Regions from separate parts of the Mus musculus genome. Here region 1 is linked to region 2. The links are chromatin loops, found by intact Hi-C in ENCODE. Cell type or tissue: heart. All regions are shown on one strand.

Region 1 (8,000 bases), 190 kb after region 2:
GACAGGATGCTGATGCTGGTTCCCTGACCCTCCCATGCTCTTATCTCAACCCCCTCCTGCCTCTGTACAGCCATTCTTCTACCTCTTCTCTCCTCTCCTCTCAACCATCTGGCACTTCATCTCCATAATTACCTACCCACCCTACACCTCTGCCTTTTCCCAGACACTCCATCTCACACCTAACTGCAACCTGCCTCTCTCCCCCAAGAGCATGGCTTTCCCAGATAGCTTCTCGGTTTAAAAGTGGGTCTATATTCACTTGAATGGCCCCATGAGCATCTGAATCTCAGCAAGAATAAAACTAAACTTGTCCTCTCTCCTCTGTCATTCTGTCTCTTCCTCTGTCACCATGACACATACAGTCACCCAGTCCCTCAAACCAGAAACCTGGTACTCAGCCTCACCTCCTTCTCTTTTCATTTCCACATTCTACCATCTCCCTAGATCTCATCCTCCATCGTTTTCTGCTAACTTGCCCTCTAATCCGTTCTTCCTCCACGATTCTGTCATTACAACCCAGATCCCATCATCTCCTGCCTATTTTATCTCCCCCTTTCCTTTCTTCTAATTCATTCAGGAAATCTGCCTGTCACATGGCTGCTGCAGAGACCACTCTAACACAAAGTTGAGCCTTTTTTTTTGTTTGTTTGTTTTTATTAGATATTTTCTTTATATACATTTCAAATGCTATTCCAAAAGTTCCCTATACCCTCCCTCCACCCTGCTCCCTGACACACCCACTCCCACTTCTTGGCCCTGGCATTCCCCTGTACTGGGGCATATAAAGTTTGCAATACCAAGGGGCCTCTCTTCCCAATGATGGCCGACTAAGCCATCTTCTGCTATATATGCAGCTAGAGACATGAGCTCTGGGGGTACTGGTTAGTTCATATTGTTGTTCCACCTATAGAGTTGCAGACCCCTTCAGCTCCTTGGGTACTTTCTCTAGCTCCTCCATTGGGGGTCCTGTGTTCCATCTTATAGATGACTGTGAGCATTCACTTCTGTATTTGCCAGGCACTGCCATAGCCTCATACAAGACAGCTATAACAGGGTCCCTTCAGCAAAATCTTTCTGGCATTGTGCAATAGTGTCTGGGTTTGGTGGCTGATTATGGGATGGATCCCCGAGTGGGGTAGTCTCTAGATAGTCCATCCTTCCGTCTTAGCTCCAAACTTTGTCTCTGTAACTCCTTACATGGGTATTTTGTTCCCTATTCTAAGGAGGAATGATGTATCCACAGCAGATGCTGGCGAGGATGTGGAGAAAGAGGAACACTCCTCCACTGCTGGTGTGATTACAAGCTTTTACAACCACTCTAGAACTCAGTCTGGAGGTTCCTCAGAAAACTGGACATAATACTACTGGAAGATCCAGCAATACCTCTCCTGGGCATATACTCAGAAGAAGTTCCAACTGGCAATAAGAACACCTGCTCCACTATGTTCATAGCAGCCTTATTTATAATAGCCAGAAGCTGGAAAGAACCCAGATGCCCCTCAACAGAGGAATGGATACAGAAAATGTGGTACATTTACACAATGGTGTACTACTCAGCTATTAAAAACAATGAATTTATGAAATTCTTGGACAAATGGAGGTACCTGGAGGATATCATCCTTAGTGAGGTAGCCCAATCACAGAAGAAGTCATTAGATATGCACTCACTGATAAGTGGATATTAGCCCAGAAACATAGAACACCCAAGATACAATTTGCAAAACACATGAAAATCAAAGTTGAGCCTGTTAACCTTCTGCCTGTTGTGGTTCAGGGACTGTCTCCAACCTGGCCGGGCTTCCTGTCAGAAAAAACCAACCCTCCATAGTCTATCTCCACCTACTTCTCCATTCTTAACCTCCCACACACTGCTGCCTCTCACTTTAACAATACCAAACAACAGACAGGCCCTTCGTGGTATTTCTCTTACTAGCCTACTCCTCCTGTGCCTTTGGCTCAGTCGCTCTGGCCCTTCCCAGTGCTATCCATTCTTCCCTTGCTAGCCTCCTAAATGATAAGCTTTTTGCTGGTGTTAATCTTCCAGGAATCTTTTCCTGCACTCTCACACCAAGCGCAGTGTCCCTCCTTGGCATCCCAATGTCCTCTTTTGTTATTTGCTTGCATTGACTCCGTGAGTAGAGTGTGTACTTTCCCCTTTGTCTGTTTCCTCTGAGGTCATCAGCTGAATACTTTGCCTTTCCTGCCATAGATCGAGCACAGCAACGTGAGCGTATTAGGTGCTTAATAAATATTTAATATCCTGAAATAACTTGCACTGGAAATGGATCAGGTGAGCCCTACTGGTCCGCATGTATACAGGCACTTGTTTACTCTCTCCTACTCAGCGGTAGAATATCTACTAAATATTTATATCCTACTTATCTAGCATTCTTGACCTCTCTGATATTTAGATATGCTTTAACTTCTTGAGAAGCCTCGATTTCATGTTCACTCAAATCACCTGCTCAAATGAACTATAGAATTTGGTCCATGAAAAAATAACTGATACAGGCAAAGTGAGACAGAACCAACCCAGGTGATGTGAGAAGATCCACAACAGAGAGAACCAAGGCCCTAATGGAATTCACAAGCCAGTCACTATCTGAATTGACTATACACATACATCATATACATATACAATCATATACAGAGATTGGCAAAACATGGTTTTTCTTAAACCTTTCAGCAAATGTAAATTACTAAAAGATGAAGTGATTTCGCAAGTATCTGAAGAACTTGGAATAAATGGTTAGAACTGGGTGAATTTAATCTGGACCAGCTGCAGAAGGTGAAAGTTATTTTTAATATGAAGGCTCGGTAGTTGAAAAAGAAATAAAATAGAATTTCAGTTTTAAAATGTCACTGGGGGTGGAGGGAAAGAAAATTAAAAACTCTGCTGGGAAAACGGAAGACTACTGGGCTGGACCTGTAGCATTTGTGCTAACAAAGATGTGGGTAGCCTGCACAGAGCTTGTCTATCAAATAGAAATTAGCCTTTAGGACCTGATGTGGCTGGCAATCTCCAAATCAAGTATTTCTTCCCTCTTTTCATGGAGGGATTGTTTGTTTGTTTGTTTGAAATCTCCTGAGACATAATTGTAGTTTGTTTTCTATTGCCGTAATAAAATATTCTGACCACAGACAATTGGAAAGGAAAGAGTGATTTTTCATCTTACAGCTGATGGAACCTCTGAGGAAAGCAGAGGAACCTGAAGGCCAGACTGGAGCAGAGGTCATGGAGGAGTGCGACTTATTGGCTTGCTTTTTATGGCTTGTTCATCTTGCATTTACAACCCAGGATCACCCATCCAGGGTGGCACTGCCCATAGTGGGCTGAGCCCTAAAGTGTTAGTCATTAATAAGTAAAATTCTAAAAGACATAGGCTAATTTGATGAAGAAATTTTTCTCAGTGGAGGTTTCTTTTTCCCAGAAAAATTCTAGCTTGTGTTAAATTGAGAAAACCAAACCAAAGTGAAACAAACAAAACAGCCCTAACCAACACAACTGATTCCTTATCAATAAAACACACAAACACACCACCAACCGTATCCTTCCATTGTTTATCCTTATTTATCCCCAAGTCTCATGTTAACATCATAATATAGAACACAGACCAGCTTTTAAATGTCTTCTAAATTTTCAACACATTAATATTCAGTGTTTCTTTTTAAAAAATCCAAGGTCTCTTAACTGTGAGCTACAACGGGACCCAAAATAAGACTTTCTAATTCCAAGAGTGAAGAATCAGGGCACATTTAAAATCACAACAAAACCAAACTTCAACAGTGTAAAAAGTTCCGTATCTGATGTCTGGTAGTGAACTCATGGTCTTCTGGGTCTATAAAGCTTGGGAGTCTTGCTCACCTCTCCTGTTCTGATATTTATAGTACAAGCAGCTCAGCTCGTGGGCTCTGGATGCACTCCACACCTCCCAGCTAGGTCTCTGAAACTGAGGCCTAATGACCTCACTAGTGACCTCTGGCTTCCCTGGAGGGACTCCATCCCAGCTTTATGGTTCTCTCCATGACACCTTTAGTCCTGGGGATTTTATGCCACCAAAACCGTACTACATAAAAGACTCTTACACATTACCAAGTTCGGCTGCTAGCTTGAGATGCAGCCTCGGCTTCCTTTGTACCACAGCTTCCGAGAGGACTTCCTCTCACTGATGCTAATCTCTTATTAATCATGCATGTGTTTTTGCTTTTGCTTTTGTTTTTAACTCCAGCTAACCAGCATCAATATCTCAAGTTCAAGTTTTACTCCACTGGCGCTGGTCTCTTGTTAATCACAGCTGATTCTTCAGCCACACTTCACTGGTGCTGGGGCGGCAGACACAGGGTCCCTGGGACTTTCTGGCCATGCAGCCTAATCAACTCAGCGACCCCTGGGTTCTGTTCGAAACCGTAAAAAAGTAAAGTATAATAATATAGTCAAGGGACAGCAAAATGGTTAGGCAGGTAAAGGTACTTGCCACGCTAGCCCAGAGTTTAATCCCCAGGATCCACATAAAGGTAGAACTTGAGACTCCACAGAGTTGTTCTCTATATCCACATATATATACTGTGGCATATAATAATAATAATAATAATAATAATAATAATAATAATAAACTGTTAATTATTATTACTATTATTATAATGTAAAAATGGAGCATAATTTTAAAAAATACTCCTGTTGATCTCTGTCCTTCAAATGTGAAAATACACACACATGCACACACACAAAATGGGATTAAAAAACTATAGGGTATAATGAAAAATAAAGAACAGCAAATACACAATACTGTTAAAATCAAATCCCCAGTCTTCTCTTCACAATAACTATATGATATGACTGATTTTGTGTCAAAAACATTGTTTCTGACCCTGCTTCTATTTTCTTTATTTCCTAATTTTTAAATGTGTGTGTGTGTGTGTGTGTGTGTGTGTGTGTGTGTGTGTGTGTGTGTGTGTGTGGTGTAAGTATGCCCCATGTGTGCCTGGCACCCAAGGAGGTCAGAAAAGGCTATCAGATCCCCTGGAACTGGAGTTATGTGTGATTGTGAGACACCACGTGGGTGCTGGAACAGGACTGGATTCTCTGCAAGAGCAGTAAGTGCTCTTAGCTTACTGAGCCATCTCTCCAACCTCCCCATTGACTGCTAACTCTCACTTTGTCAGCAACACTATCAAAAATGAAGGCTTTGAGGCCATCTCCATTGCTAAAATGTTCCTCATGTCAGTGTAACAGAAAACCCTCCTGTGCATTCTCTACATCATTAATTTCCCAGCGTGTTATTGCTTTAGATGGAGTATTCTCTCAGTGGCCTCAACTTTTCTAGCAATATCAGAAACTTTGAAAAGAAAGAAAGAGAAGAAAAGAAAAGACCAACTATGTTTCTTCTCCTGCCAATACTCTCATCACAAGACTATTTCAATAGAAGCTTAGTTAATAGGAAGTAGTTCAATAAACAGTACCAGCGAAGAAGCACAGAAACGATGATTCTAAGTCTCCCAAAACTCTGACAACTCCCTATGAGTACTTCCCCCACCTCACCTAGCAATCTTTGAGGCGGCCTGCCTGGCGTGGCTTCCCACTAACTTCTGTGAGGGATACTTTCTTGGCTCTTTCCTTCTCTGGGTACCTCCTCCTTCCTCCAATCCATCTTCAGCAGCTATTTACCATCTCTGAGAAAGCCCAGGCAACACTCAGATCAGATTATGTGGAACTGAGAAACCTTCCTTTCAAAGATCTTTGTAGAATGTCAGATAGAAAAGAACCCTCAATTCTTTGATATATTTTTTTGTTTGTTTGCAACCCCAGTGGAGCCTTCATCCATGGAAGTTTATTCCAATTGTTATCTGGTTAAGTTATCCAGTACCAGTTGGCCTCTATCAGCTCTACCTTAGGTTTCTGGCCCCTCACTTAGGATTCTTCTCTTAGAGATACCATCTCCTTCTTGGTCAGATACCACTGACCATCTCTCCTCTTCTGTTTCCAGATGTGCTGGCTGGTTTTGTGTCAACTTGACACAAACTAGAGTCATCCGAAAGGAAAGCAATTCAGTTGAGAAAATGCCTCCATGAGATCTAGTTGTAAGTGATCAATAGGGGAGGGCCCAGGCCACTGTAGATGGTGCCACCCCTGGGCTGGTGGTCCTAAGTTCTCTAAGAAAGCAGACAGAGCAAGTCAGAGGGAGCAGGCCAATAAGCAGCATTTCATGGCCTCTACCTCAGCTTCTAGCTCTAGGTTCCTGCCTTCTTGAGCTCCTGTCCTGATGTTTCTTGGTGATGAACAGCAATGTGTAAGTGTAAGCCAAATAAACCCTTTCCTCCACAGCTTGCTTTTATGGTTGTGCTATTTCATTGCAGCAGTAGAAACCCTAACTAAGACATCAACCATTGTCCAGATTTTCTCCCTTGTGTGGTGGTTTGAATGAGAATGGCTCTCATAGGATTGTTATGGTCATTTGAATATGCTTGGACTGGGGAGTGGCACTATTAGAAGGTGTGGCCTTGCTAGAGGAAGTGTGTCTCTGTGGGGGTGGGCTTTGAGACTCTCCTCCTAGCTGTTTGAAGACAGTCTGCTCTTAGCTTCCTTGGGGATGTAGAACTCTCAAATTCTCCAGCACTGTGCCTGCCCGGATGCTGCTATGCTTCCTGCTATGATGAAAATAGCCTGAACCTCTGAACCTGTAAGGCAGTCCCAATTATATGTCGTCCTTGTAAGAGTTGTCTTGGTCATGTGTCTGTTCCCAGCAGTAAAACCAAAACTAAGACACTCATATATTTTAAATCTTGGTCGCCAGTTTGGCGGATTGTTTAGGAAGGATTAGTCATTGTGGTATTGTTGGAGGAGGTATGGCCTTGCTGAAGGAGGTATGCCACTATGGAGTGGGAGGTTTCAGAATCCATGCTGTTATTCCTGCTTAGTTGTGAATCAGGATGTAAGCTCTCAGCTACAGCTTCAGTGCTATGCCTACCTGCTGCGGTGCTCCCTGCTGTGATAGTCACAGACTTTAATCCTCTGGAACTATAGGAAGCGCCCAGTAAATTCTTTCTTTCTAGGCTGTCTTGGTCATGGTGTCCTATCACAGCAATGGAAGGTAACTGAAACACCATGCAAGTCAACCAGTTAAGAAAGGAGTCACTTACATTGTGACATCCTTTAATTGCTACTCTATTTTTCCTTTACTTTAGACCCAATTCTATTCTAATCAAAATGTCCTCTATCATAGACCAGGTAGAAGGACAAAGACTAAAGCAAAGATGCTTGGAAGAAATCTGTTTCTTCTCTTCGGGTTCACTTTTCCTGCTCTGCATTATGTGTGAACATTGCTCAGTTACCCAAGCTACTTGCTCACCTATCTCTACTATATATAATAGATATATAATATACAGTAAATTCATAATATATAGTAAATATATGATATGTGATTGGTATCATATATGATGTATGATGTGATAATATATGAGACATATGATATATGAAGATATGATGATGTACAAAGTATGACTAATGACATATGTCATATGGCACATTGTACATTATACATTTTATATATTATATATTTTATATTATGTATTTTATATTATGTATTATGTATTATATTGCATATTACATATTACATACTATGTTATATATTATACATTATACATTAATATAGAGTATAGAGTATAGATTGTGCATTGTACATTGTGTATTGTATATTAGATATTAGATATATAAATATATGATTTGATTTATGGATTGTATTTTGTCCCCTCATGGTGAGGTAGCTAATTTGTCATCTCACTGACCACACCTTGTTAGAGTTAAGCTGCATAAACTTTTCTCTCTAAACTAGAACTTACTCTGGCCAAAGTGACTAAAGGCCAAATTCCCCAAGAATCATCTTGTTTTCCACAGTGCTGATCTCCTCTCTTCTAAGGCCACACTGCCTACAATCCTTTCTTAGCTCCCAATTAGCTCCTTGTCCTCACTCTAATCTGAGTACTCTGACACCAGAGAGCCTTTC
Region 2 (8,000 bases):
AACTTCCAAAGGCAGGAGAGAGCACAGCATGGTTATTTTGATGGTTGTTAGTGACACATCCTGGTTGTCATCTCTTTCAAGGGCTCCAGCTCCTTGTGGTCTATGAGGTTCATCTCCGTGATAAAGTAATAGAAGTGTTTGTAGCAGGTGTTGACGTGAGCCTCTGCGCCCATCACAATGAGGCGGTCAAAGTGATGAATGTAGACATGGACAAAGACCCAAAAGAGGCGGCACAGGATCTTCTTGCAGATCTGGACCATACCTTAAGCAGGTTCATGCACCGAGGTCATCCTGCCACCGGTACTCATATTTGGGGCCCCCTGACATCACAGGGCAGGTCCGCTCAGTGCAGAACTCACAGTTTGTGTTTTATGAAGAGAGGTAGGACTGGAGACATGAGGGTGATGAAGAATAGCCTGACATCCACATGGCCATTGGTGTTAACATGAGCAATGGCTATTGACACAGGACCCCTGCCCCCTGCCATAGACCCAATCATACACACAAAGACACAGACACAGACAAACACACAGACACAGAAACACACACACACACACACACAGAAAGACACAGACACAGACAAAAACACACAGACACACATAGTGAAACACACACACAAAGTCACAGATACACAGAAACACACACACACACACACACACAGAGAGAGAGAGAGAGAGAGAGAGAGAGAGAGAGAGAGAGAGAGAGAGAGAGAGAACATACACACAAAGTCACAGACACAGACAAACACACACACACACACACACACACACACACACACACACACACAGATGCACATGCACATACGCACATACATACCTACACAATGCATGCCTGGGTTGAGTGGAGAAGAAGGACGCTTCCTGTCTAAGGATTTCCACCTCTTTATCTTCTTCCGATACTTCCTTTGGCTAAAGAGAAAATCTTTTCTCTCACATTTCTTACTTCCCAGAGAGGCATTTATTGGTAAGGTCTGAATTTTTCAGATGTTAAAGAAGGAGATCAAAGAATTCAGCCAGGGTGGGCAGTGGTGGTGGCTCATGCCTTTAATCCCAGCACTTGGGAGGCAGAGGCAGGTGGATTTCTGAGTTCAAGGCCAGTCTGGTCTACAGAGTGAGTTCCAGGACAGCCAGGGCTACACAGAGAAAAAACCCTGTCTCAGAAAAAAAAAAAAAAAGAAAAAAAAATCAACCAGTTTTCTCTATGAACAATGCCTGGTTTTCAAGCTTTGTGCTTTGATACCAAATCATATTTTGAGTCACCAATGTTGTTATTCAAATGTGATTTTTCATACTTTACATTCCTGCTATCAACAATATTAATCCTAGAGACAGACACATTTCAGGCCACCTAGGAAGAAGAGCATATACCCTAGAAAGAGAAAAGTACCCTGGGACTTGAGGGGCTCTTTCTTCACAGATCTTTGTCAGCTGACTTCCACAGAAGTTCCACAGTGCACTCCACAAACTGGGCTTTGCCTGCTACATGTTTGGATAGCAGTGGCTGCTCAGGTTGCAATGCTCTCCCAAGACTCTCTGTCTCGGTTGTCTGTCATGATCAGTCTTTCCCGACTAATACTCTAGCTTCAGAGGGTCTGGACTTTGCTCTTTAATCCCTCTCTGCCCTTTCCCACCAGAGACACCACAGGAAGTCTTTGGTTTCTAAATGGTCTGTAAGTGTAGCATTTCAAACCCAGAACTCATTTTTTTCCCTACAGAGAGAATATTATAAGTATGTGTTGGGTCTCCAGGTCAACCCACAAAGGCTCATTCAACTCCTAATACAGGTAATGTATTTTCCCTTTGCTCTTTAATATATCCTAGAGCAATAGAATGTCTGAGCAAAAATGGAATTTAGAACTTCATGCTATATACTGGTTTGTCAGTGTATTCTGTTACAAATGCCCACAGTCCATCTCTTTAGATATTAAGTAGGGTCCTGCAGTTCAGCCTGGAAATCCAGTTATATTTTCAAACAATATAAATCATATTGTCATAAATATAGAAATGGCCTTGCCACAGACAACTTTATTTTGGCTACTTTTCTTTACATGTTCTGAGGCACACTGTAAAACCAGACTGTTTGTCTATCATGTCTGTATGTCTATATGCACAGACATGGCCAGCACTTACATGTACCTTAAGTTGTAGGATCATGGAGCACCCTAAAGGAAACAAACAAACAAACTCTCAGATATGACAACTCACAATGAAAGGACTGCCTCTTGGTGTTTGTTGAGCCAAATGTACCTCTGTGATGGGGCACCCTGATGCTTTCTCCCTCTTTCTGAGAGAATTCTTGCCAGAACATGCCCCCCTCATGTCATCAGCTCCTTGCTCATTGGTCCACAGAGATTATTCTGAGCCTGTCCTTCTTGGTATCTAAGCTTTGCTGTTTTTCTATGGCAGTTCTTATTAGCTTATTTGGTAGATTCCTTGCTACCACTTGGGTACCCTCACTGACTCCAAAAGCCACAGTGGTGGGCTTTTCTCTCTTTTTCTTTGTTTTACCATTCATACCTAGAACACTTTCTACCTGGCACGTAGGAGTGTTAGGGCTGAGAAAGCAGTGCCTCTCGTTATGGTGTTTTGGCATGATGAGGATTATAAACTACTGAAGGACACTAGGAGGCCTTAGACTTAGAGGGACAGTCTCTATGACTCTCTCCTGCTCTACTGTCTCCAAATCCTCTCGCCTAAATCAAGTCACAGGAATTGGGGTTGTTGTCCTCTAAAGCAAGTCATAACATCTGGAAAGGTAATTTTCTTTCTCCTCTTCCTTGCAGACTCTGATTACCCAAGAGGAAAGGGTGCTTCATGCTAGGCCAAGAAGGATCAGGACAGACCTTTTTTGCTGGCTGCCTACTTGATATCAGTCTACTGGTGTCAGATTATATTCTGTTCTCCAATCAGATTTACACACAACTGACTCCAATACCTGGAGGAAGCAAAGAAGAAGAAGAAAAGGAGGAGGAGAAGGAAGAGGAGCAGAGAAGAAGAGGGGGAAGGAAAAGGAGGGGGAGGGGAGCAGGAGGAGTAGGAGGAGAAAGAGGAAGTGGGGAAAGAGGAAGAGGAGGAGGAAGAAAAAACATTTTTTCCTGAGTCCTTGAGTTTCATTATCAAAGCTTCCACCCCCCATATTTTATTAAATAGACATTTGGTGCTTCCTTTCTTTAAGCCTGTTTGCTGTTGGTACAGAAGTGTCAGCCATGACCCTTTATGATGAAGAAAGTCTCACACCTGTCTACCCTGTGATCACAAATCTCCATTGTCCATTTGATGGGACTTAGAATCACATGATACTAAAAGTCTGCCTGTGCCTACGAGGGAGCTTCTGGACTAGGTTAATTGAAGTGGGAAGACCGGCTCTAACTGAGGGCACCATCCTCCCATGGGCCTGGCTCTGAATGAATATGACGGAGAACAGGACATGAGGACCAATGTCCAGCTGTCTGTGTTTCCTGGCTGAAGATGCAATGTCACCAGCTGCCTCTGGCCCCTGCCTCTCTTCTCTGCCTTGATGAACTATTTTAGAGGATTCCCGGACTTATTCTTTTAATAACACAAGTAAGCAAACTTAGACCAAATCTGCAATATGGTTCACTTATCCAAGTACAAAGGTCAGAATTCATACTAACATGTAAAAAGCAAGTCTTCGTTGGAGGACCTGAGGTGAGCATGCCCTGGGATTTATGAGGTGGGTATTCTGAGTCCTGTTTTGTGATGTAACGTATGAGATGAGAATAACTGTGGAACCAGGTGAATAACTGGACCTACTCCCAGCCTTAGCTTAGCTACATCATCCTGGCATTGGCACCTGCCATCTTAGAGACTATCCATCTCTCAGATGGCTGAGAAGAAGGCTCCTGGCATAGTCTGGCATCTACCATCCTCCCAAGCAGACACCATATTACTCTAGAAGTTTTTGTTATGCTTGCTTTGGAAGTAAATTTTACCCATTGTTTAGTTAGCAAAACCACTTCCTAAGTATAATTGTTCAAGTCTTACAGATGTGAAGGCTGTGCCTAAGAGAAAATGTGTAGCTATTGAGCTGTTCCCTGAGTTTATTTTTATTTTAATTAATACTGCTTCCAAAGGTGGAGGTCTGCAACATTACATAATTACGAATGACTATATGACTATATGACTATACAGGTTGCTTAAGGATATAATACAAAATAAAACCATGACTAAGAATCTATATTTATTAATAAGTCCCAGATCATGAAATTGCTTTTCCCTTCCTAAACCCAGATATTCAATGACAAGTTGCTACTTCCTAATTTTAGTACTTGACAGTAGATGGCACTGCTGATTGTCAAAAGATACAAACATTTCCCTGTATATACCAATCTCTTCTTTTTTAGCCATTAAAAAAACCATCAGAACAAAACACACACACACACACACACACAAATGGTATAAAAGTAAATATTTTTATTCCAATGAGAGGTTAAAATTAAGCACATAATTGAGCTGGACATTTATGTGAGTTATGCATAGTTTATTTGAGATGCTAGGAGAAACCATAGTATGATCAGCGGCTCTCAATCTGTGGGTTGCAATCTCCTTGGCAAACCTTTATCTCCAAAAAATGTACATTATGATTTATAACAGTAACAAAATTACAGTTATGAAATACCAACAAAAAATTTTTTTTGGTTGAGTGTCACCACAATCTGAGGAGCTATAGAAGAGGGTCACAACATTGGGAAGGTTGAGAAGTGGGTACAAGTTCTCATTATCAAGAGTAAAAGTAAAATTTCATTACCAACACAAGCAATTTATTTCTGTACCATAACTTTAGGAAAAAAATGGATATTATCACAACTGAATTTAGTTGTCAAGAACAAACCAGAAAATAAAACGAAAGCACTCACCCATGGGCTCTGGAGTCTTCCAGATGGCATACAAGGATGCAGTGTGTAAAATAAGAACAAAACAAATACGTGACCTGAACTTTGGGTAAGTCACTCAGTGTTTCATGACAGGGGTCTCTCATCTGTAGACAGAACTGCTTATCTCTTGACCAATTTACATGACAATTGCAAGGATCAATTAATTGTAACATTGTAGCTTAAAATATTATATGTCATTGGTGGAACAGATCCTGTATTGGTTACTTTTCTAGTCACTGTGACAAAATGTCTGACAGAAGCAACTTAAGGAAGGAAAGACTTATTTCAGCGCATGATTTCAGTCCATCATGGCAGAGAATTATGGTGGACCCACTCACCGTACAGCTGGATGGAAAGTGCATCGCAGACCAGAACCAGAACCAGATATAATTGTAGGGTATAAGGTCTTAACCCATTTCCTCTTGAAAATTCTTAACAGAACTCCACCAATCCCTCAGCATAAAAGTCCTCTAATCCATGAGCACGAAAACCAACCAATCTCAGAGCACAAAAACGCGCTAATTCCCCTCATTGTGAAATCCCACCAATCCCTGGTCTTGCTCCGAGTACAGGACTTGAAACCTCACTAGTTCTCACTCTGCAAATCTCTACCCCGGGGAACTCCTCCCCGTCAAGCCCTATATAAACCTGACTCCTGCCCCATTCCCTGCTGCATCTATCTGCCCACAGCCCAGCAGAGGTAGCCACCTCGTGTCTTTCCCAATAAATCTCGTCTGTGAGGTTTGTTGTGTGGTGTGACTTGGTGGATATTTCTTGGCTCCAAGATGCCAGGGTACCTTCCTTCTCTGAGCTGTAATGTTTCCATCAGAGAAACCTTCCCTTTAGAACTATTACCTTCTCCTTCCTCTTAGAGCTATGACACCTTCATCAGAAAGCCCGCCCACCCCCCACCCCCTCCACCCCACTAGAGCTATAACATCTCCATAGAAGCTTTTGCTTTAGAGCCTTGTCACCTCTACCAGAAAAGCTTTTCCCCACAGAGCTGTAACACTTAAAATAACCTTCCAGGCTTGCCTCTAGTAAATGCCCGCTGCCAGCAAGGTCCAACAACCAACGTTTCCATAACGTCCCACAACAGCACCCACTAGCCAGGGGTGGAATCTTCTCTAGAGAATAGTTCATATTAAACCATAACAGACGCCACAAAGCATCTTAAAGCTCTCTGTGGGCTTTCAGGAAAGGCATAGCTAATGACTGTAGTTCTCCACTATTTCCTATTCAGAGTTAAGTCTTGTAATCTTTACCTCCCCCTTTCCCCCCCCACACACCCCAGCATCCCAGGGCCAGTCTTAGCTTCTCAGATCTCACCAGGTAGGACCTGTTACATGTTCCATTACTTGGTCAGGAGTTAAGGGACCTAGATTTCCTTGTTATTGAATGTTGCTTTGCCAGCTTTTTGCTTAGATCAGTGGTTCTCGACCTTCTTAATGCAATGATCCTTTAATACAGTTCCTCATACTATAGTGACCCCCAACTGTAAAATTATCTTTGTTGCTACTTCATAATTGTATTTTTTGCTGCTGTTATGAATTGTAACATAAATATATGCTATGCAGGATATGCAACCATGTGGAAGGGTCGTTTGATCCCCAAAGGGGTTGCAAATCACAGGTTGAAAACCACTGGCTTAGACAGATTGATTCTATCAGTATTTGCTTAGAAAGAACTCTACCTGGCTTCCTCAAAGGTCACCACAGTATAGCCCTGTATCCCAAGAGATGTTTCTTTAGGACCCTAACACATTTGTGATTAGAGTTGATTGGGTGGCTTGCAGAATAAACCTGGTTTTTGTAGTTTGATTTATTTTTGTTTTCTTTCTTACAGCTGCAGCTTAGCTTTCTCCCTGTAGGCTACAAAATGAAGAATACTCCATTTTAGTCTTTCTGGTATCAAAAGGTTGAGCCAAACTACTGACTAGCCCTTTTGCCATCTTGAAAGCTTTTCATACAGGGACAGGGAGGAAAGATTGAAGGGGGTGGGGGAGGGGGGAGGGGGAGGGAGAGGGGAAGGGGGAGGAGGATTTTGGCAGAGAGAGACTGGGCTGGGGGCCTGTAGGCCACGAGGCTTTGCACTCTGAAGCCTCCCCTGCCAAGACAGCAGCTGGGGTGCGGCCTCCTCCTCTTTCCCTCACTGCCCACTATGGGGAAGGCTGGCAAGGAGCTGGGCTCCAAGTAACAGTACGTTTAATAGGAAGCAAATGTTTCTCCACGGAGGAGGTGTTTCCTCCTCAGAGAAGTTACAAAGAGCCCTTTCAGAGAAAAGAAGGCAGGCAGAGTGTGTGGCCACCTTGCTCTCTGCCCTGTGTAGCCCTGTACGAAGCCAGGGCTCTCTTTCTCTCCTCAATCGGACAATGTCAGAGGTGGGCAGAGACATGCGAAGCTCTGTCCCTTTGTTTACACCATATAAGAACATTCTTGAAGTTCCGGGGGGGGGGGGGTCATTGTGAAACCATGCTTTCTTTCTGTGGCTCCTGGTACTCAACAGCTTGTGGGTTTACTTTGTAGCCTCTTGATGGATCTTTATCAGAATCTCTTCATTTTCTGGCCACCCTCCAACCCCACCCCCAGTTCTTATATGAGGCTACTGAGTCTCTGCCTCTTCTTTTCATATCAGAGTTTATTCTTATTAAACCCAAAGCTAAACCCTTGGTCTTATATTCTCCACTGACCAACCTGCCTTTCTCTCATTGCACTAAGAGACTCACCCCAATCGAAACAGTGACAAGTGCAATTTCCAAAGTGCACAGCCTCAGGAGACCCTCGTGGGGGTGAACACACTCAGCTGGATTGGGTCCTTGGGTGAAAGTGAAGAAACACCCTGACAGGATAAGCAGAAGGCCTTAATCTTGGATGTGCACAACTCAAGGAAAAGGGCCGAAGGTTCAGCAGTGCAGAATCAAGAAGAAAGCATGGTTGTACCAATTCAGGGCAAGAAGAGAGAAGAAGGGAGAAAGATGTCATTTGTATGTCGTTAACTGATTGTAATCTTCCTGTCTTCTTGTCCACTGCCTAGCTCCTCCCTCGGGTAGAAGCAACATGAGGTCAGGGCCTTTGTTTGTTTGTTTGTTTGTTTGTTTTCTCCCTAA

The links. Peaks named below come from ENCODE experiments on the same cell type or tissue, not always from the same donor. Only the 100,000 strongest peaks of a DNase experiment are listed, where the experiment ranks them.
Region 1: it touches region 2 in a loop (2.3-fold over the local background); 3 of 42 quality-filtered maps call a loop at or near these places.

The regions. Positions count from the first base shown.
Region 1 is chr17:79,375,519-79,383,518 of GRCm38, reverse strand. No RefSeq gene overlaps it. Among named protein-coding and RNA genes, the nearest start is that of Cdc42ep3, 24 kb to the right of the region's middle. In heart, no CTCF peak of the experiment used is centred here; a DNase peak (open chromatin) is centred at 4,048; H3K27ac peaks cover 283 bases.
Region 2 is chr17:79,564,914-79,572,913 of GRCm38, reverse strand. It overlaps the pseudogene Gm7283. Among named protein-coding and RNA genes, the nearest start is that of Rmdn2, 46 kb to the left of the region's middle. In heart, a CTCF peak has its summit at 4,288 (motif pointing right); no DNase peak of the experiment used is centred here; H3K27ac peaks cover 1,001 bases; H3K27me3 peaks cover 534 bases.